2 separate regions of the Homo sapiens genome follow, and region 2 is linked to region 1. The links are chromatin loops, found by intact Hi-C in ENCODE. Cell type or tissue: PC-3. All regions are shown on one strand. Links, peaks and the distances in the headings refer to the core of each region. The heading gives the core; the rest is flanking DNA. Region 1 has its middle 110 kb from the start of RFC3. Region 2 overlaps NBEA (neurobeachin).

Region 1 (11,252 bases), core at 1,485-9,484:
TGTAGTTTTCATGTTAATGGTTTATATGGGTTAAAACTTGTACCCTCATTCTTAATTTTGTGGTACTCTATAGTCACCATATGAAAGAAATAAAGTTACTTTTGGGGAAATTACTTGAATAAGGTCAAATGAGATCTGCAACTGTGGGATACACTTTTGTCAACATTTTAAAAGGCCAACCAGGCTTTGGTCATTGTACATTGATATGGTATAGGCCTATGCTTTGATTATATTCATTTCAAAGCTCTGTATTAATTAGGAAATAATGGCTCATTCTGAGAGGAAATGATTATATTTGATTTTGAGAATTTTGCATTTGAGCTGATAAAATGAGATACACCAGAAAAAAGTGAAAACATGAAAATTAAGCTTCAGTGAAAGTGAAGTATAGGAAAGTTTTAAATATTTTGATAATAGATTATATATCATATCAATATATTATATATTCCTCCCTGACCTCATTCTTGAAATCTCACCCAATCCTTGACCTTCCCTGGCAAAGATCAAAATTGAGAAAAAGATCGGGAGTGGCGTAAGTCTCAGGAATAAAATAAGAGGGCACCTGATGTTCACATTGCTTGGTAATGAAAAATAATAAAGGCTTTTTAAAGCAGTTAAAAAAAAAAAAAAGATTTGCAATTTGGGGCACATGCCCAGACCTGGATGGCCTCTCATAAGTCCTAAGACCAAAGGGAAAGTTAGGGTTTTATTGGGGGAAAGAGGGGGTTATGCAAGTTGTTTTGAAAGAAAATTCATTGGTTCTGGTGATGTCTTCCAGGAGCTGGTGAGCTCTGATTGGTGAGTGGTGGCATTGCTAGGTAAAACTTGTCATCTTAAAGTCACAGCAGGCTGTTTTCTTGGAAGGGGCTTGCACAACAGTGGATCTGGTGAGTGTTTTTGTTTAAGAGGCCAACTCTCCTTGTGCTGTTGTCCATGTGTGACTCATGTAGCAATTAAGGCTTGGAAAAGTTTCTTGTAGCAGTTTTTGTTATTGGGCCAGCCCTGTGTGAGAGCCCTCCCATCATGGCCCTGGCTCCATTTTGCCAGAGTTTGACACGAGTGACTCTATTTTGATTCTGACAACTTTCACAGCTGCAACTCTTGTAAATTCAGAAGGGGCTGAGGGTGAGCTATGGAACTGGAGAGGCCTGGTGTGTGGGTGACTTCTGTGGTCCTGCCTGGAACAAAGGCCACTGAGTGAGAAATAGGTTGATTTACATCAGCAGTGGGTGGCCCTATAATACCAAGGAGGAGTTTCAGATGAGAAAGACCAATATGACAGTAGAATAGAAGCTCTAGGGACTTAATTCAGCAGTAAGAATAGCAGCTAACATTCTCATAACATCTACCATGGGCAAGGCACTGTTAACATCTAATAACTCATTTAGTCTTCCAAACAGCCCTGTAAGGTGGGTGACAATTATTATCATCTCCATTTGACAGAGGGTGAATCTGAAGAAAGAGAAGTAAAATAATTTGTTCAAATTTCCACCGCAGTGAAGTGACTGCTGGTATTTGAATGCAGGCAGTGTCAGGATCGTGGGCTTACCTAGTATTCCCAACCACTTCTCTCAGGAAAGGGGTGAGGAGACAAGATTGAGTAGGTATCCAAGAAAGACTGAGTCAATCATGAAAGTGACTCAGTAGCAGAAATGACAACTTGAGATGCAAGTACTACGCAAAAATAGGGACATACACTTATGTATTTACGCAGTTATATCCATGGTTGTAAAGGTTGATACCTGCTACAAATGTGAGTCCTAAATTTTCCAATCAAGTTGTATAGTGATGGCAGGATTGCTCACCTCTCATAAACCAGAAGTCAGAGGCTTAGAGAGAGTTCACTCGGAGGAAATACCATGCTCTGAGCTTGATATTCACGGGTATACACAAATTGGGCATGTTGAGGTGAGTTAAATATGCTGCTTGTTAAATTAAAGGTGTTCACCGTGCCTTATTACATTGATCAGCTCACCTTGCCTCTTCCCAACTCTAACTTTAGAAGAGGCTGCATAGGTGGATGTGTGCTAGATTACTGAATATACTTTCTCTGGTGTTTGCTTTACATCTTATCCACATACTTAATACAAGTCCAATAGCAGCTTGCCTGTGTTTAAACCTGTACAGTGTTGATCAGTTGCACGCCATTCAGTGAACTAGGCAGGTATATGTCTGTTACAGCAAATACTGCGTTTGAATGAAGAGAACCAATGTCTGGGGGGGGAAGTGAAAACTATCTGAAATGGGTTAGTTGCCCTAGAAAATAGAATTGGGATTCTTTGTAGAAGAATATGCCCACCTTTGGCCCTGATCTGGGATTCCATTTAAAACAATTTTTTTCTACAGTATTATGCCAAAAAGTTTCAAAATCTATTTGGCCTTTGCCCATTCTAAAATGGACAAATAATTTTTTTCTTTTTTTTCCAGATTTTATTTGAAACCATAGATTAAAAGGATTTAAAGGAGGGCTACCTAGTTGTTCGTAAAATATGTTACTACCTTTTACCTTTTTGATACTGTAAATTTACCACGAAAGGTAAAGGAAGTCTGACAGACATTCCCAGTCATGAGGAAATTATCCTAGAGAGTTGATGAGGTGGCAAGAGAAGAAGACATTGCTATCATGGCTCACAGAATATTGCCAGAGTAGTTGATGTATCTTCTTTTCCAACCACAGCCAGTACACTTGTGGGCTTTAAAAAAATTTAATTGTAGGTAATAGAAGAGTTTTGCCATCTAAATACATCGCTGACTTCATATTGCAAGTCAATGGAAAAACTATACTTTCTTTATAGAGATTTAATTAACACTAAATTTAATGGAATAATTGTGTTGATAAAGCTTACTAAAGGTTATTGAGATTTATAGATATTAAGAAAGATCATACAACTTCATATAGCTCCCAAATATTTCAAATGTGATATTCATGTAATGTCCTTAGGAATTTCTTTTTCTGGTAAATGTCATGTCATTTTAATTCATTACAAAATATTTTGAAATATGGAAAAATTTTAAACTTACCTATAATTTTCTCTATAAATGAACAGTGCTAACATTTTGGTAGATGCATGTTTATTATATTTTATACAGTTGAACTCATAATATATTTTCAATTCAATATTCTGCATTTTCATAAGTAATTTTCTGAACTTTCCCCTATATTATTATAATTTGACAATTGGATTATTTCCAATTTATGCTATTAGAAATAAAGTTAAGGTAAACATTTTTATGAATCTTTGTGTGTATTTCTGTTCATCTCTTTAGAACAGAGACCCGGAATAAATTCTCGAGTCAGAAAGATTAAGCATTTTAAAGTTCTTAATGTAGCTTGCCAACTTTCCTTTTGAATATTTGTGATAATTTGATACTTATATTTTTAGCATTGAGTGTTACTGTTTTTCCTAATCTCTGACTATTTAATAAATACTGAATTGTATAGCTTTATTTTTCTTTTATTACTAAAGAGACTTAATTCTTTCATCTATTAGCTAATTCATCTATCAGCTTGTATTAGGGTTCTCTAGAGGAACAGAACTAATAAGATAGATGTATATATGAAGGGGAGCTTATTAAGGAGTATTGACTCACATGATCACAAGGTGAAGTCCCGCAATAGGCCGTCTGCAAGTTGAGGAGCAAGGAAGCCAGTTGAAGTCCCAAAACCTCAAAAGTAGGGAAGCTGACAGTGCAGCCTTCAGTCTGTGGCCAAAGGCCTGAAAGCCCCTCAGAAACCACTGGTGTGACTCCAAGAGTCCAAATGCTGAAGAACCTAAAGTCTGATATTTGAGGGCAAGGAGCATCTAGCACAGGAGAAAGATGGAGGCTGGAAGACTCAGCAATTCTGCTCTCTCCAACTTCTTCTGCCTGCTTTATACTAGCCAGGCTGGCAGCTGATTAGATGGTGCCCACCCAGATTGAGGATGGGTCTGTCTCTCTGAGTCCACTGACTCAAATGTTAATCTCCTTTGGCAACACCCTCGCGGACACACCCAGGAATAATACTTTGCATCCTTCAATCCAATCAAGTTGACACTCAGTATTAACCATCACATAGCTCTTTTAATCTCCTCTTCTGTGAATTGTCAACTCCTGACCTTCAAACACTTTCCTGTTGATGATCTGGAAGTTTTCTTACTAATTATATGTATCGATGTAACGTACTAATGGTGATAAAATGAACAGCTTGGGGCAAAATTTAGGGATAGATAAACCTCAAGCTTGTTATAATCAGTATGATCCCTGCCTTTCTCTCTTCCTTTAGTTCTTTTGGAAAATGGTCACCATCATTTGGTATAATCTATCATTTCTTAATATATTTCTAAGGCATCTAGGTGATATATTACATTCTCTCCCTTTTTCTTAGAGTTTTTTTTAGTGACAGCTTATGATTGGGGCAAATTTAGAGTTGAAGTGTTTCAATGTGTCTTTACATGATATGTAGGACTTAGATGCTATTAATGTTCTCACCTTTGATTTATGGATCCTGGATCTTGGACATATTGAATTGTAGAAAATTTCCCAGAAAGCAACATAGTGAGAATATCCAGATCAAAATAGAATTTTCAAGAGCTGATGTTACATGCTGCTCACGATGGCAATGAAAGTACAGTTGAACCAAGAAGTCATGGATTTAGTTGTAATGTGGATGGTAGTTCGTTTCATCTAAACCAGTGGTTCTCAGACTTTAGCACACAACAGCATTGCCTAGAGGGGCTGTTAAACACAGGAGCGGGTCCCCACCCTGGAGTTTTTGTTTCTGTATAGGTCTGGTGTGGATACCGTGATGCTGATGCTTTTGGTCTGGGGACAACACCTTGAGACCACTGATCTAAGCCATCTGGGGGCTGAGTGTGAGACAAGATATTACCTTTTTCCATGGTGTAGACTCATATCATGAGATGTGTAAATTCTAAAATCTTGCGAACAGGAGACCAAAATTACTGTCACAGTGTGGGGGTCCAACAAAGATATAATGTTACCTCCAGGGGGTGCCATTTCCTTGTGAATGACTGCCTTAGAAGTTGTGTATAAGGTACATGACCATACAGAGGCCCTGAAGTCTGGTAGTGGAAATACATTTTCCTTTGTGATATCTGATGTTACTTTTAAACATGGAAAGTCCTCCTCCCTTTCCTCTAAGAGTCTCCTACCTGCAATCTAAAGATCAAATTTATAGTCACCTACGTTTGCTTTTTTTAATGAATTCTTTTTAACACCTTCATTATAAAGTCAAATTCTGTTCATGTATTCTGTGAGGTGATGATTAAAACAGCATATTATTTTCCTAAGTGACAATTTTCTCCATACTTTTTGAATATACATTTGTTTTTCATTCACTGATGGTGGAATCTTTCTCGTATGTTGTGTGTGTGTGTTTGTATTCTGAGACTATTTATATTGCCTTTGTTGTGCTAGTTCATTAATTCTACAAATGCTTACTATGTTCCAAGCACTGCAGAGATATCAGTATGAATGAAACAGTCATGAATAAAACACATGTGGACTCTGCCAGCATGAAATTTACCATCTCAATAGTCTGTTCCATTGTTCATCTGTCTATTCTAGCTCAAGCATCACATTAGTTTTAATTGTCGTAGCTAAAGAACACATTTTAATCTGCTGTAGAGAAATTATTCCTTAATGCCATTAAAAAAGTTAGTAATTTTTGTCTATTTATTCTTCTTAATATACCTTGGAATAATTTTTTCAGAAATTCAAAAAGGGGAAGAAAACTCTTTGTGACTTTCATTGGAATTGTCTTGCAGTATATTTTGGGAAGAATTGATATCTTTTATAAAACAGTTTTCCCTCCCAAACCATTTTTGTATGCCTTTATTTATTGGGATCTTCTTTCATATCTCTGTATTATAAAATAACATGCAAGTACTAAAATGTGTTAGTCTGCTGAATTTTTTGGAATGCTTTTTATCAGCAATATGAGAAATTCCATGAAACTGTAGAACTGGGCCCACAAGGAAGGAATGAGGCTTGAGGTTATCAAACAGAGAAGGGAAAGTACAGAGAAAGAATTACTCTAAAGCAAAAACAGTAGGAAAATTTTTATGTTATCAAGATAGTCATGTAAAATAATGCATGGTCCACATGCATAAACCACATCCAATGCTAGTCTATGTATTTTTTCTTGAAATGTCTGTTTCTCTTGCAAAGTATATTGCCATATAAGTTTTAAACAGTGAGGACATCAGTCTCTGAGCAATATTCCTGACATTGTGACAACAACGACTGGCTTTTGCTGTACATGTTTGCAAACATTGGTTGAGACTTGTAGGCTGACAGCCTAAATGGACAATATGTCCATAATCTGCATGCCAACTGGCACATGCTGATAACATCTGACAGGCCACTCTTGTCAAAGCTTTTGAACACCTAATAAATACAATTATACCCCCTTTACCCTTTGAAAAATCTGAGATACTGGTTTTTCCCTTTGAGTTACAGATGGTGATATCATAAGAGCTTTGAGACAGCTGCTCAGCCTCATTGATGCAAATGCTTATGGCAAACAATACATTCTTCAGATCTGTGGTCGTCTTTCTTTTTTCTTTTCCTGCTTGCTAATGCCGAGCTGATGATGCAGAATATGGACCTCAGTTGCAATTTTAGTATTAGAGGTCAGAAAACACATAGAGATCTGGGTGAACAAAGAATGTGCAATAACCACATTTTACCTGTCCTACATTGTTTGGGAATGAGCTCCTATTGTGTTAAAATGAACTGCTGGTCAGTGCTGTGGAAACAATTTATCCCAAGAACTTATTATTGGCTTAGTGATTGTTTTTTGTTATCATGGGTTCTATAGCCACTGCTATGATTGGGTTAGATGCTCATTTCCTTTAACTGTGATGTTTTAAGAAACCCTAGCTTAGGTGAATATAATTGTTACCATTTATAATAGTAGGTTAGATTCTCATCTTCTCTGTCTCCGTGTAACAAAGATAATAAATCGAGATGATAAAATTTAATAATGTACAAAGTATTTCATTGTTAGTGATGCATTTTCAAATGATGACCTGTGAAATTGAAAATAAGAAGGGAGAAACTTTTTTTCCCCTCTCCTATTAAGGATCACTGACCGGCTTGGAAAAAAAAAATCCCAAGTCATGTAAAAGGAAAATAATTTGTTTGCATTTATATTTTTATTAAGAGAGAGAAATATAAACAACTAAAGATATTCTTTTAAAGTTAAAATTTGGGGTTTTAAAGTTTCATTGGCTAACTACGTTAAATTAAGAGAAATATGTAATTTAATGTGAGAGTAACAGGAGACTGCAGGATTGGGGGAGGGAGATGAATGGTATGGGGGAGGGCGAGACTGGCAGACAGAGACTGCAGGGAAACTAGAGGAGAGAGGAGAAGGTGGTGGGGAAAAAAAGGGAAATGAAAGAAAGGAAAGAGAAATTAAATGTTTAATAATAGAGCCAAAGGACAAAGAAAAGAGCATGTAGGAGGATGGCGTGAGCTCAGGAGTTTGAGCTTGAGCTCAGGAGTATGTCAGCCTGGGCAACATAGCAAGACTTCATCTCTACTAAAAGAAAAAAAAAAAATCTGGGTGCAATGGTGAGCACTTACAGTTCCAGCTACTTGGGAGTCTGAGGTGGGAGGATGGCTTGATTCTTGGAGGTTGAGTCTGCAGTGAGATGAGATTGTGCCACTGCACTCCAGCCTGGGTGACAAAGTGAGACCCTGTCTCAAAAATGAAAACAAAAACAAAAAACAATAATTGATAGAAGGAAGGTGATAAGGGCACATGATGAGACAGTAAGAGGGAGAAGGAAGCAACTGCAACTGGAACTAAAAAGAGAAATGCTTAGAGGGCTTTCCAAGCTCTGAGATGACTGTGTGTCTTGGCTTGGGTTCCTATCTTGTTTCCCTGGATGTCCGAATCAGTTACTACCAGATCCTCTGACAGCCCAGCCTGGGAGTCTCTTCTTTCTATAGCTGGTGTCCCAGATTCCCAGTTGCTTATTACTATAACCTTGGTCTTTATGGTCAATGCTGACCCCACCTGGACTCGGCAGCCACCAGTCTTGCCTCTTGCCTAGCCCTGATTTTGTGTTTCATTTTCTGTCATTGGGTCTATCTGGTTTTTGTTTTGTTTTGTTTTCCTATGCCAAGCATCTGTCTTTGGTAATCTCCCTACTACTTTTTTCTTTCTAAATGCAAGGTATTCCCTTTCTCCTATAAGCGTCTCTTCTGAGCCTGGGAACCTTTGACTGCAGCCCAAGCCCCATGTCCTATATCCAGTGCTCTCATGATGGGAACCATCAGCCTGGATGGCCGAATCCCCCCATTCCTGATGGTCTGCTCACATTGTGATGCACCCTGCTGAACCTGTCATGAAGACTGCCTGAAACTCTACATTATGGATATTTTGGCTGACTTCCTTGTTTGGAAAGTCTTATTTGGTTACCAGATAACTGGATCATGTCAAGGTCCAAAAATATGTCAATTTTTCCTTTGAAATGTTATAATATATTATTTTCTGCCTTGAGATTTTTTTTTTCAAATGTCAAGGGGGCAGGGACAATGTTTTAAATAAACTTTCCATTGAGATTCTGGAAATGATTATGAGGAAACAACTGAGGTTTTAGAAATGTAACTGGAAAATGTAAAAATGCCATCAACTTCCTAGTTATTCCCAAAAGTCTCTTTGACATTGAAATGATGCCAAAAATATATCATGTTTGTTCTTTGAGAAATTAGAGCTCTCTCATTCCATAATGCAAAAAAGTTGTACTTGCAAATAATATCCCAAGCTGCTTGCTAGAGATTGGATGAAATTAAATAGCTGCTGATCTGAAGTCATTTCATGTCTGACTTGTGAGTACAAGTGTTGGGCACAATTGAAGTTTTCTTTCTAATTAAAAATTAGGCTTTTTTTCTTTCATAATCAACTTACTGTCTGTAGTGGTTCACATAATTGCTGGTAGCAGCACTTTCCATTGATCCTAATTTGTGGAAGGTTGTAAGATGAGAGAACTTAGATTTTCACCATAATTCACCTTTAAATAAAAAAGAGGTAATATAAAACCTTGTTTGGTTTGTTTCTGAAACTTTTGTTCCTTTGCTCATCCTGTCACTCATGAGCATGTTCTGATTGACTTTGTGGGAAGAGGACACAGCATTAGCATTTCACCTGGTCTGTTAGGAACAAACAAAAAAACCAACCAATCAACAATGTCTTAAGAATACTTGACAAAACTTAAATCTATGGCTGAATCTACATAATTATGTTAGAATGACCTGGTAGGGGAAAATGTGCTGGGCCTAAAGTGTTGTTTCACAGCTCAAGCTGCTGCATGAACAGCATGGGCAGGTCCCCTGAATGACATGCTGGGAGCTATGTATGGCTCCGGGTCCACTGAGCTGGTCTCATCTTCCCCTTATGAGAGCGATGGTATGACAGGTGCAGTGTGTGCACTTGTATGGGATGACGGGTTGGGGTGACTGCAGGTGAAGGAGGCAGGAAGAAGCAGAAAGCCTTGGTCTTATGCATACTGCCCCCAAGGTGTGGAAGCCACAGGTGGTCATTATTATGAAATCTGGGAAGTGTAATCACTGGGCAGATCATAATAACAGGTAACCCAGGTGGCAGGTGAGGGTTACTATCAGGTGGGCACAGTGGCTTTGGGAGACAAGACCGTTAACCCCTAGATTGGACTTAGAGGAGATCCTAGGGGTGGATTTGTATGGAGTAATTTTCCTAGACTAAATTACTATTTAGTTATAACCATGGATGCTATTATGGGTTGAATTTTGTACCCCCCAAAATACATAAAAGTTGCAAACCCCAGTACCTGTGAATGTGACTTTATCTGGAAATAAGGTCCTTGAAGATGAAATTAGTTAAGGTGAGGCTATTAGGATAGGACCTAATCCAATATGACTGAAAAAAGGGGAAAATTTGTCCATAGAGTTGGAAGCACACACAGGGAAAACAGCACGTGAGGATAAAAGCAGAGACTGGGGTGATGCATCTGCAAGCCCCAAAGAATATAAAAGATTGCTAGCAAATTACCAGAAGCCAGGAGAGAGCCCTGGAACAGATTTCCCCTCAAAGTCCTTAAAAGGAAGCAATCCTGCCGACATCTTGATCTCGGACTTCCTTCAGAACTGTGAGGCAGTAAACTTCAGTTATTGTGAGCCATTCAATTTCTGGTACAGTTATGGCACCCATAAAGAATGAATACAGGTGCTAGAGGATTGGAGGTTTGGTTAACAGAAAATATTAGTACTAGAAGAAACCCTAGAAATTGTATAATTGACATAGGAAACACTACTGTACTGTATACTTAAAATTTCCTAAGAGATAGATCCTAAATGTTCTCACCACAAAAAATCAAGAGCAGCAGCAAAACTATGTGATGACTATGTTAATTATCTTGATTGTGATGATAACTTCATGGTGTATATGTATACTAAATCATCAGGTTGTACATCTTAAATACAGTCATGTACCATGTAATGTTTCAGATACGCGAGGGATCAGATATGTGAGAGTCGCCCCATAAGATTACAATACCATATGTTCACCTTACCTTTTCTATGTTCAGATATGTTTAGATATACAAATACTTACCATTCTGTTACAATTGCCGATAACATTCAGTACAGTGACATGCTGTACAGGCTTGTAGCCTAGGAGCAAAAGGTTAGGTGTGTAGTAAGCTATACCATCTAGGTTTATGTAAGTACACTCTACAATGTTTGTAAAATGATGAAATAGCCTAATATTGCATTTCTCAGAATGTATCTCTGTCATTAAGAGATGCATGACTTATATATACAATTTTTTAAAAAATTGTGTAGTTGAGACCTCTTATATTACCAATGAATTACTGAGGCCTAGAAAGGTCAAATGAATTAATTGCTTGAGGTCACCTAGCTAGCATGTGGCAAGTCTGAGACTAAAGCCTCTGTCTTTTGACTCTTGGTCTGTGCTTTTCCTGTACTTTTTTGCTCCTGTGCACAATTACCATGTAGCATGCGCATAGAAACACAGATTAGAAATACACAGAAGATAATCACATAACTTAGAAATGAGTTTTGAAAAGGTGTAGCCGGACTCCTTATCTAAAATTAATCTAACTGAAATTGTATTTTAGATTAACTTTGCTACTTGAAAAATGCTAAGTGGCTGCCTGAGAGCAATGAAATTTCTTCCTCTAATGTGCTCCTCAGGGCAGGTAGCCCTTATCATTGTTTTCCAAACCACTAGCCATTAACAT
Region 2 (11,252 bases), core at 1,631-9,630, 1.2 Mb after region 1:
GATATGTACAAAATGCCTTAATGTTTTCTTTACTTATTCCTAAGGTCACTTATGAAGCTCATAAGGAATACCTAGCCAAAATGTATGAGGAATATCAAAGACAAGAGGAGGAAAACATTAAAAAGGGAAAGAAAGGGAATGTGAGCACCATCTCTGGTCTTTCATCACAGACAACAGGAGCAAAAGGTGGAATGGAAATTCGAGAGATAGAAGATCTTTCACAAAGCCAGAGCCCAGAAAGTGAGACCGATTACCCTGTCAGCACAGATACTCGAGACTTACTCATGTCAACAAAAGTGTCAGATGATATTCTTGGAAATTCAGATAGACCAGGAAGTGGTGTACATGTGGAAGTACATGATCTTTTAGTAGATATAAAAGCAGAGAAAGTGGAAGCAACAGAAGTAAAGCTCGATGATATGGATTTATCACCGGAGACTTTAGTAGGTGGAGAGAATGGTGCCCTTGTGGAGGTTGAATCTCTGTTGGATAATGTATATAGTGCTGCTGTTGAGAAACTCCAGAACAATGTACATGGAAGTGTTGGTATCATTAAAAAAAATGAAGAAAAGGATAATGGTCCATTGATAACATTAGCAGATGAGAAAGAAGACCTTCCCAATAGTAGTACATCATTTCTCTTTGATAAAATACCCAAACAGGAGGAAAAACTACTTCCTGAACTTTCTAGCAATCACATTATTCCAAATATTCAGGACACACAAGTACATCTTGGTGTTAGTGATGATCTTGGATTGCTTGCTCACATGACCGGTAGCGTAGACTTAACTTGTACATCCAGTATAATAGAAGAAAAAGAATTCAAAATCCATACAACTTCAGATGGAATGAGCAGTATTTCTGAAAGAGACTTAGCGTCATCAACTAAGGGGCTGGAGTATGCTGAAATGACTGCTACAACTCTGGAAACTGAGTCTTCTAGTAGCAAAATTGTACCAAATATTGATGCAGGAAGTATAATTTCAGATACTGAAAGGTCTGACGATGGCAAAGAATCAGGAAAAGAAATCCGAAAAATCCAAACAACTACTACGACACAAGTAAGCTACCTTATATGAGTTCTAGAAATAAATAAAAATGCATTGAAGAGTTGTTAGCACCAAAACAGAGTAATTTCTTATCAGTTACTTCATGTTTATATTGAATTATAGTATAATAGTAATTTATGGAACTAAATAGTGCGGTATAATTTCATGTATGTAAGAAACTAAAAATATCTCAATTATATTTCCAACTCTGCCACATTCTTCTGTGTAACTTTGCTCAACCTCTCTGGGCCTAAGTTTCCTTATCTAGTACAAGAGGTTGTACTAAAGGATGACCTTTAAGGTCTCTGCCAGTTCTAACATTTTATAACTCTGTGACTACATTTACACATTTTGTACTCAAGATCTTCATTCTGAATACTTGATTAATTTTAACCTTTTAAGCTTCAGGCCCAACCCTGTTCTGTGGATTATAGAAAAGAGGACTTGGAGCCCAGATTGAACTGATAAATGAAGGGGAAGGGAAAAGGGAACTGTTATTTATCCAGTGCCTACTATGTTCCGGGCACTGTGCTATATGTTTTCAGATTTAATCCTCACAACAACCCTGTGAGGTAGGTAATATGGCTGAGAAAAATTAGAATTGTTAGCAGTGAGAATTTTCTGTTCAACCACATGAATAGAAATTTGTTATAAGACAATTAAAGACTCTTAGGTCTGGTTGTTAGGAAATGTTAGTGCTTCAGTTTTGACCTCACTGGAATAAAGCTAAAAACAGATGATGTTTTCTGATATGGATTTTAATTGTTGAGCTCTGAGTTATGACTGTTTCTTTATTTTCTAGGATAAATAATACCTTATGGTTAAGAGTTGAAGAAATAAGAATACATTTACCGTTAATGACTTGGGTTTTGTTATCCTCTGGGTGCCCCACTTGCCTTTTAATGTCATTGAAAATACATTGAATGTGTTTCCATTAGGTTTATACTATGAAGAGTAAACCATGCCTGTCTTGTGTCTTTGTACTCCAGTAAGAATCCTTCATAATATATCGTGTGTGGGGAAAGTATTTTTATTTTTTCTCTAACTGCCAATTTCCATTTTTGTGGCAGTTGCATTGTAGTGATAATTGGCAGGAGATGAGCATATTGAATTAGATACAGATGTAAAATAAAGGAAAACATCGTGCGTTGTTTATTGAACAATAGGCTTGCCTGTTGAACACTAGGCTTGCCTGTTTTTCATTTGGAGTTTATAGACATTTTTCTGGTTTGTTTTCTAACTTATCAAATGCATTTGTGTTTTTGAATTGAAGTACTGTAAGTGAAACAGACTTCAAAGTTAACTTGAAACTGTCAAGTAATATTTTTTCTAATCTTGTGCTTTAGTTACAATTAGTTGATGACATATATCCAGTATACTTCACTGTGTATATGCTCACTTCATTAAGGAAGTAATGTGGTCTAATTTAAAGACTCTTAATGGGGTAAAGGGGTCTGGTTTTCAGTGTGAACTTTGGTGTTAACTTTAGGTATTTGATTATCTTGCCTAGTTTCTGCAATAGTAAAATAAAAGCAATAATGGAGACTTCAGCCCAAAAAGTTTCCTGTGCAAGGAATTACCAGGTGAATAATATATGTGAAATATATTAAACTGCTAAAGTCATATGCTAAAGCATTAAAGCATTATTCACTTTACTATACTCACAGTTTCATTTTAAAATGAGGCATTTCTTTTGTATTCCACAAAAGTTCATCTTTTCCTTCTTTAGGCTGTGCAGGGTCGGTCTATCACCCAACAAGACCGAGATCTCCGAGTTGATTTAGGATTTCGAGGAATGCCAATGACTGAGGAACAGCGACGCCAGTTTAGCCCAGGTCCACGGACTACAATGTTTCGTATTCCTGAGTTTAAATGGTCTCCAATGCACCAGCGGCTTCTCACTGATTTACTATTTGCATTAGAAACTGATGTACATGTTTGGAGGAGGTAGAAATATTTCTTTTTTATAAATTAAAAGCAAATATTTAAAATATGCCATTGCCTATTCTATTTGGTTTTGACAAAACCAAAAATCTGCCTTGATTAAAGGAATTTCCACATTTTTCTTGTATCTTGTTTAAATTAATACCATGTACTAAATTTATTAGTGATAATAATATATACTGTTTAAGTTTAAAATCACCCTGTGACATGTGTATTCAGAGCCTGTAGTATTTAAGCAGTTAGTGGATATCAGTTCAAAGATGATAACTTAGACAACAAATCTACATAAAGTAAACCATGGCCTTTCTAAATTTTCAATTTAATTTTTTAATAGTAAATGTGAAACAAATTAATTAAGAGAGCACATCATTTACATAGGCATGAATACAATTAGGAAGTCGATGGATATAAGTAGCAAGGGCAACTTAAATGATCTAGCACAACATTCTTAGAAATGTTGGCTTCCATGCTTCTCCTCATTTTCCTTTTAGGATTCAAGGTGGCTGCTTCAGCTCCCAACCTCAATTCATAAGAAACCTGCCCAAATTAAAAGGCAGAGATGACTCTTCTTCCTTCCTCTTCTTCCTGTTTTTCCTCTGCCTCCTCTTCTTCTCTCTCCTCTTTCACTTTCTCTTTTTCTTCTCCTCTTTTCTTCTTTTTTTTAAAGGAAGCCCGTCAAGAAATTTCCCCCTTATATCTCGTGAGCCAGCAGGATCACATCCTCTTTCAAAATCAATCATCAGAAAAAGAAAATGGGATTATAATGACTGGCTTTTAGAGACTAATACTGGTTAATTAACTAGTAACTAGGGTTAGGCTAGTCTTTCCTATACCCAGTCAAGCTCAATAATAAAACAAAATATAAAATGTGTGTTAGCAGGGAAAAAGTTATGACTGTTGTGGAAGAAGTCAATAAAGTCTGCCATAGAAAGATTTTACTTTTGATTTTATTTGATCAATTTGTTCTTAGACTACTCATATACTTTCATTGCTAATTGTTATATGATAAATTACCTAGAGATGGTAACTGAGGAAACCTAAATACCATGAAATACATTGCTATTAACATGAAGACCAATGTATGGAGATAAATTATGTAATTTGATAATTATAATATCAGTAGCCTCCAAGTGAGTGATACTCAGCTTTTTTTCCAACCACCTACTCTGTGTTTTTGTTTTCTTTAATGGGCTCTCATGAAATTACCCAGGTAGAATTTAATGTAATTTAAATTTTTTAAAGGTAACACTTTATTTTTAGGACAGAGAGAAACATCTTGAAATTTAAGATACACAGTGATAGATAATAATTCACAACTCTAAAAGGGTGAGAATTATTGACTCAATTTTGACCATGAAGTAATTTCTTTTTTTTAATCTTATTTTTTTCCCATTAAAAAACAGTTCAGGCTAGGTGTGGTGGCTCACACCTATAATCCCAGCACTTTGGGAGGCCAAGGCGGGAGGATAGCTGGAGCTCAGGAGTTCGAGACCAGGGCAAGACCCTGTTTTTACAAACATTAACTAGGCGTGGTGGTGTCCACCTGTAGTCCCAGCTACTCGGGAATCTCCTGGGCCCAGGGAGGTTGAGGATGCACTAAGCCATGATCCCACCACTACACTCTAGCCTGGGTGACAGCAGAGATCCTTTCTCAAAAAAAAAAAAAAAATTATATTCTTGACTGACACCAAACGAAAGCAGGGTATTTTTTTGACATCTACATTGTATGTTTTGTATGAGAACACTGTACTACCAACTTACTTTGAGATTTTTTCCTTTTCTTATTAAATAAGTTCTTGAATTTGTACTGATTTATTTATACTCCCCTATCATGTCACTTCTTTAGCAGTATACATTTCAATGTGACTAGTCAAAGGTGGGGCTGAAGTCATTGGGGATGTGACAAATTGAAACTGCCTACAAAATAGAACTTTCAGTTAAATTTTTAGGTTTTCGGTTTCAAATTTTATTTATGGTTATGAAAATTTTGAATTGGTTATATTTTGAGTTTCCATATTATTTTTAACATTAGACATACTTTTTATATTTAAAAGGTTTTGCCTTTCAACAAAAAACAATCAGATTTGGCAAAATAAATATTTTTAGCCAAATTTGTTGAGTCAGTCATATGTCTTAGAATCTAGTACTGTATTTTTCAAGCAAAGTAATAATATAATGAGTTAATATACTTGGATACAACAAAATCCTGTGGAGATGAATGCTTAGTTTTTGGTAATATGATATCTCAATTATAAATTGCTTTATTTTATAATTTAATTTTAAATATAGCTAGCTCCTACAGTTCTATAATTTTTCACTTGTTATTCTAATTGTCTAAGCTTTTCATTTAAGTAAGCCAAAACATACTCATTTCTGTTTTCTGTATTTTAGCCATTCTACAAAGTCTGTAATGGATTTTGTCAATAGCAATGAAAATATTATTTTTGTACATAACACAATTCACCTCATTTCCCAAATGGTAGACAACATCATCATTGCTTGTGGAGGAATTTTACCTTTGCTCTCTGCTGCTACATCACCAACTGTAAGTACTTTGCCTCCATCTAGTGGTTATATTTTATAAATACATGACTTTAGCATTTCAGTGGTGGTCTAGGCTATAAACACATTTTAACCAGACCTGTACTTTTTAGGCAAATTTTTAACCATTTAAATTTCTATTTCCACCACTTTTGTTTATCAGTGTTGGGTTCCAGCTGTGTGTGCTTATGAAAATGTTTCTCTGGTAATTCTGATGAATACTTCATCAGAAGAGTATTGCATTCTTCATCAAAGATATTGTATATCTCTTCAAATCTGTAGTATAAATAAACTCTTAAAATCCTTGTTATTTAACATTTTCATTTATTTACTGATTCAACATTTATTTTACAAAATCTAGCCTTGTCTTGATTTGTTTCTATATAAAACATTGAAATGTGTTAATATAATACATTTTAAAGGCATTTAATGTTAATTGTGTATGTCATTTAAAATAAAATAGGTCAATGTTAACTTTGTATTTTAGTTGTCATTAAAAACAAATTCTTTGATTCAGACCAAGGCAGACTCCATAGCTACTTGCTCAGATGGGAAAGAATATAGAATTTTGCTTCCCATATTACCCACGTTCTTGTTGCCGTATTAGAAACTCATCCTTAAGCTCAGAAAGCATACCTTTGCCAGAGGGAAATATTTCATTTTACTAAGATGTGCTTTAGTTGGTGAGACACTGTTTCCAAGTTGATCTCTAAGTGTATTTCATCATTAACAAGCTTTTTCTACATGACTCTTTTTCTTACTGTTCTTTTGTTAATGCCACCACCATCACCAGAGCAGCCTTGAAACTTCAACATTAGCAGCCATAGGCTATATCCTCACACACTTTCCCCAGGCCTTACTCTTCTGTTTTATTCATGAATTTGCTCAAGAAGTCCACAAAGGGAAGCATTCCAGTTCAGAAGGAGGAATGCAACAGAGCAAGTCACCAGTAGGGCCTTAATCAAATTAGCAGCTGAACCAAGGAAATGGAGCTAAGAAGAACAGTATAAATTGTTGATGGTGTGTGAAGAGTGCAAGTATACATACACCACTCCTTTTCTTTAATCTCTCTTTTCCTCTGGTGATTTATACCAAATTCTGGTAAATTGAGAGTTGTGTATGATTTTTAAAATGCTTTCTAATAGTGAGACATAGAGGGCATTTTTTTCTTCTCTTTTCTTTTCTTTTTTTTTTTTTTTGACAGAGTATCATTCTGTGACCCAGGCTGGAGCAGAGTAGGGCGATCTCAGCTCACTGCAACCTCCGCCTCCTGGGTTCAAGCAATTCCTCTGCCTCAGCCTCCCAAGTAGCTGGGATTATAGGTGTGCACCACCACACCCAGCTAATTTTTGTATTTTTAGTAGTTATGGGGTTTCACTATGTTGGCCAGGCTGGTTTCAAACTCCTGACCTCAAATGATCTGCCTGTCTCAACCTCCCAAAGTGCAGGGATTACAGGCATGAGCCACTGCTCCCGGCCAACGTGTTTTTTGTTTTATATATTGAAGACTGAATAAATCAATATTTTCTTTGTGACATTTTTCTTGATCATATAAATTGCATTTTGTTTTATAAATTATCATTTGTTATGAAGAAATTTTTAAAAGGTTGTATTGAAATTCACTTTGAAATGTAATATTGAATGTTTTTAAATTTTGCATGGAACATAAAATGCTTCTTATGTAAAAAAAACAGTTTAGCAATAAGTTATTTCAATTTGTATAGGTTTAAAATATTCACATTACTAAATAGTTTTCCAAATTTTAAAGGCAAAAGATCTTTAACTATTAAGATAGAATATTAAAGTAATGAAGTAAACTATAACATACATACTATTGCACCAGTCAAATTTGCTTATTTGTTTTATGATGATTGTACAGTAAAGATACTGACGCTTTGAGGTTGGCTTCCAAAATTATTACGATTCAATTTTGACCACTGTAGTTTGGAATTTAAAATTATTTATTACCTAGACTATCTCAACAGACTTGGGAATTCATTCAATTATAGAAACCTTTGTTTATTTTCTCAATTTCTATATTTCTGTTATTTTGGCCCATTAACTGTTTGGACCTATGCCTGGTTGTACAACATAGCTGATTTTATGTTTTTAGAATGAATTGCTTCCTTAAGAGAAATAGCCGAACCTTTCTCCCATTTTGTATCTGGTAGAACTATGATTGGTGCTGACTGCTGAATGTTGTTTTTCTATTATGAATGTTGTTTTTGTATTACTGGGTTGTATAATATTCTTGCTAGAAGTTGTAACATAGCAGAGGGAAAAAGTTGGGAAAGAGGAGGTTGAATAATGAGGGAAATTAAACCGAATATTTGGGCTTTTTATATTTAAATTTAAAGTGTAAAAAGCCAAAAGAGAATTTTGGAAGGGATAAGTGAAAAAAGGAAACATTGGCAACGTGAAGATTACTGAAAGGAAACATTGTCTTGTAGGTGCTTTTAGAATTTTAATCCTAGATATATGAAGAGAGATGGAAACATTTGAAACTAAGGTTTGAGTGAGCTGGTAATTTTGTTTATATATATATAGTTTTTCAGAATATTCTTGTGTGCATTTTATGAAGAAATAGGAATAATAATGGTTTATGGCAGTAGTTCACAAACTTTTGTGTATGGGGCCAGATGGGAAATAGTTTAGGTTTCATTGGCAGTATTGTTATCTGTCACAGCTAGTCAACTCTGCTGTGATAGTACAAAAGCAGCAATAGACAATACATAAACAAATATTTTTTGTCTGCTGTTTCTGTGAGATTGACATAGAAGTGGTCTCTTTTCTGCCCTGGAAATTTAGATGAGTACAGTAATTTATACTAGAGATAACATTTTTGTATTGCTGTTATAGTATCATCATCATGGAAGAAAATTTTTGAACTGTTTAATCTTAGTTGGAAGGTACATATCTTAATGGAAACTTAAGAAAAAAAGAACATATATATATTGTTTATAATGATAGTTTGAGCACCTTGAACTTAGTACTCTTGAAGAAGCAGCACTTTATGGGAGTTTCAGTTTTGCCCAGATTACTTAAATTCATATGTAGCATAGAAAATAAATTACAAAAATAGTTTCAGATCTCCGAGTTAGACCAATAGTTTTAACTGTACTCAGGGAAAAAAAATAGACCTCTTAGTATGTAGTTTGGCCAATCTTTGCTTTGGGAAAGCAGCATTATTTTTGTTGTTGTTGATTTTTTTAGTTGATGTTTCTGTGACTAGTTAATTGAATCCTCTCATTTATTCTCTAATATATTGTTTAACTTGGTCATAAATGAAAGTGAAAAATTGGAGAAGAAAAAGAAAAGCAAAGAACATGGATCAACCACAAATTGCACACTTTGTGATTTTAAGTTGACCACTTTAGTCAGCCATCCAGAACACTGAATATTATGGAGCTTAATTCAGGGCTTAATTTTCTCTGTCCCAGAAAAATAGTAGAGACTGACATTTCTAGCTCTCCTAATAGTTTCATAATTATAAGAAAGAAGAGCTGCTTTTTCTATTCTGTCCAAAAATAACAAAGTCTTAATTTTAGTTTATTTTTATTATCAGAATGTATCATAAATAGATTTGGAAAAATTATGAATAATGTTGTTGGTTTTGCTGTTCTTTTGTTTATGTCATAGGACTGATCATACTTTACTATTCTCAGGATGCTTTTATATGTTTTCCTATACAATGTACCATGAAAATAGCATATTTTAAGATTTATACTCACATGTACTTGTCAAAAATTAGAAAGAATAGTTGATGATTTTTATTGTGAAAACTAATTCTATCTGATATTTGAATATAATGAATATAATTATTAATGTAATAAGAATCTTAAACTTAGTATAATACCTATTTAATTACCTTTATTCATATTCAGGCCTCATTTAGTATATCAAGTTATTTTCTAGCATGGAAAAGTGGTTTATAAGTTATAATCTCTCAAATATTTTGTTATTTTATTAACTTCTCAGAATTTTCAACTATAGGAAGCTTTCTGTATATTTGAGAATACAAATTACATTATTTCCTTATAGAAAATTCTAGAGGTTGGTATAAATAGTTCATTTCCCTGAGTCATTTCTGCCTAAACCAGAATTGAGGTAGGGATTTTGCAGAGGCATTATGTTAGCTTATTTATTAAAATGTTCCATTAATTATAGGAAAAGATACTTGTTTTGTAAAATAGAGTATGCATTATTTCTAATATATGAACTATACTTATATATATTATTTGGGCAGAGTTACTACAATAAAAATAAGTTGAAGTCTAAATATTTGATATTTAACCTTGATCATGTATAATTTATAAAATGAAAATCTCTTCTGAGAATTTTGCTTTTAATAAAATAATCAAATATAATTTTTAAATATATTATTTTGTGTTTCAATTTTACATTGTATTTTCATTTAATTTAATAATTTCCTTTTCTTGTACTTTTTGGTCTGTTGTCTGTTTTGTCTAATGCATGTCCAGGGTTCTAAGGTTAGTATTACTTTTGTAGTAATTTTCAGCTTTCAGTTTCAAGTTTTATTTTTACTTATTTATGAAATTTTTGACTTGGTTATATTTTGAGTTTTCATATCATCTTTAACATGAGACATATCTTTTGTATATTTAAAAGAGTCATTGAAAGGATTATTTTCCCAATGCATTGATGTATTACTATTTTATTATGCACAATAATCCCTAGATTAAACTATCATATTGAACACAATGGTGTTACAGTCATATGTACAATCAGATTTTAATTGGTTCTAAGGAAAGTAAATTGGATGAAATATATTATTTTAAGATTTAATAATTGTATGAGAGTGATCTTTATTTTTTAGCCCTATCTTTTGATGCTTACATACTTCATTTTTTAAATTACTTTTATATAAAATGGAATACAAATTCTCTTTTAGACTGTTGTGTTGAAAGTGCCTTCTACTCTAAAATTTAATTTTTTCAGTCAAAAAAACACTTTGATGGATTATATGGACACCTTAATAATTCTATTTATAATTCACTCATTTTAAAATGAAAGCATAGTTTGACAGGTCAAAACACTCAAAACCATTAAATAATGAATATAGAGAGATAGCTATCTGCAATTTCAGTGATTCAAAATGATGAAGAATTTGTGAACACAGATCTAGATATTCTAAATTCTAACATTTGAAAAATTATTTATAGTATTTGATAGACCTAAGAAATGGCCAAGTTCTTCATTCCTTTATAGAACATTTTAAATTGAAAACAGATTTAAAATGAATTTTTTGCTCTTTCTTATGAGCTATGATGTCATGGTCATAGATTTTTAATTGATATTATGAAGTGATGCTGTATATTCATGAAGTGCTAAGAAGTAAAGAATCTGCATTTTAAAATCCAAGTAATGAATTAATCATTTCTTTATGCCATGTGTACTGAATTGGCATAATGTTGTAACAACTGAAAACACATTTCTGTCTCTTTCCAGGCTCATTTTAGAGAGAATGGTTTTAACCCTATTTTGCTGTTAAATGGAAGGAGGAATGGTTGTTACATTTTATACATCATTTAAAACTGAGCTTAGTTATATAATGCTTGTAGTAGCCACCTATCCTTTTTATTACCCACTTTGTGCACAAGAAATGTTTTGAGTATTTTGAGTTCTTTTTTCAGTGTTTTCTGCTCACGTTTCCATGTTAATGCTCCTGCTTCTTCCAAGCAGGAAGAAGTTTAGGTA

What was found. Hi-C counts contacts between places; a loop is a spot of excess contacts. Peaks named below come from ENCODE experiments on the same cell type or tissue, not always from the same donor. Only the 100,000 strongest peaks of a DNase experiment are listed, where the experiment ranks them.
Region 2: it touches region 1 in a loop (13-fold over the local background); 79 of 110 quality-filtered maps call a loop at or near these places.

Annotation. Positions count from the first base shown.
Region 1 is chr13:33,926,619-33,937,870 of GRCh38, forward strand. It overlaps a transcript of RFC3 not described here. Among named protein-coding and RNA genes, the nearest start is that of RFC3, 110 kb to the left of the region's middle. In PC-3, for the core only: a CTCF peak has its summit at 4,970 (motif pointing right); a DNase peak (open chromatin) is centred at 5,013.
Region 2 is chr13:35,158,972-35,170,223 of GRCh38, forward strand. It overlaps NBEA (neurobeachin), which reads left to right. Exons shown (of 59, transcript NM_001385012.1): 22 at 45-1,061; 23 at 2,779-2,996; 24 at 5,385-5,538; 25 at 10,016-10,024. Among named protein-coding and RNA genes, the nearest start is that of NBEA, 220 kb to the left of the region's middle. In PC-3, for the core only: CTCF peaks have their summits at 5,539 (motif pointing left) and 5,738; no DNase peak of the experiment used is centred there.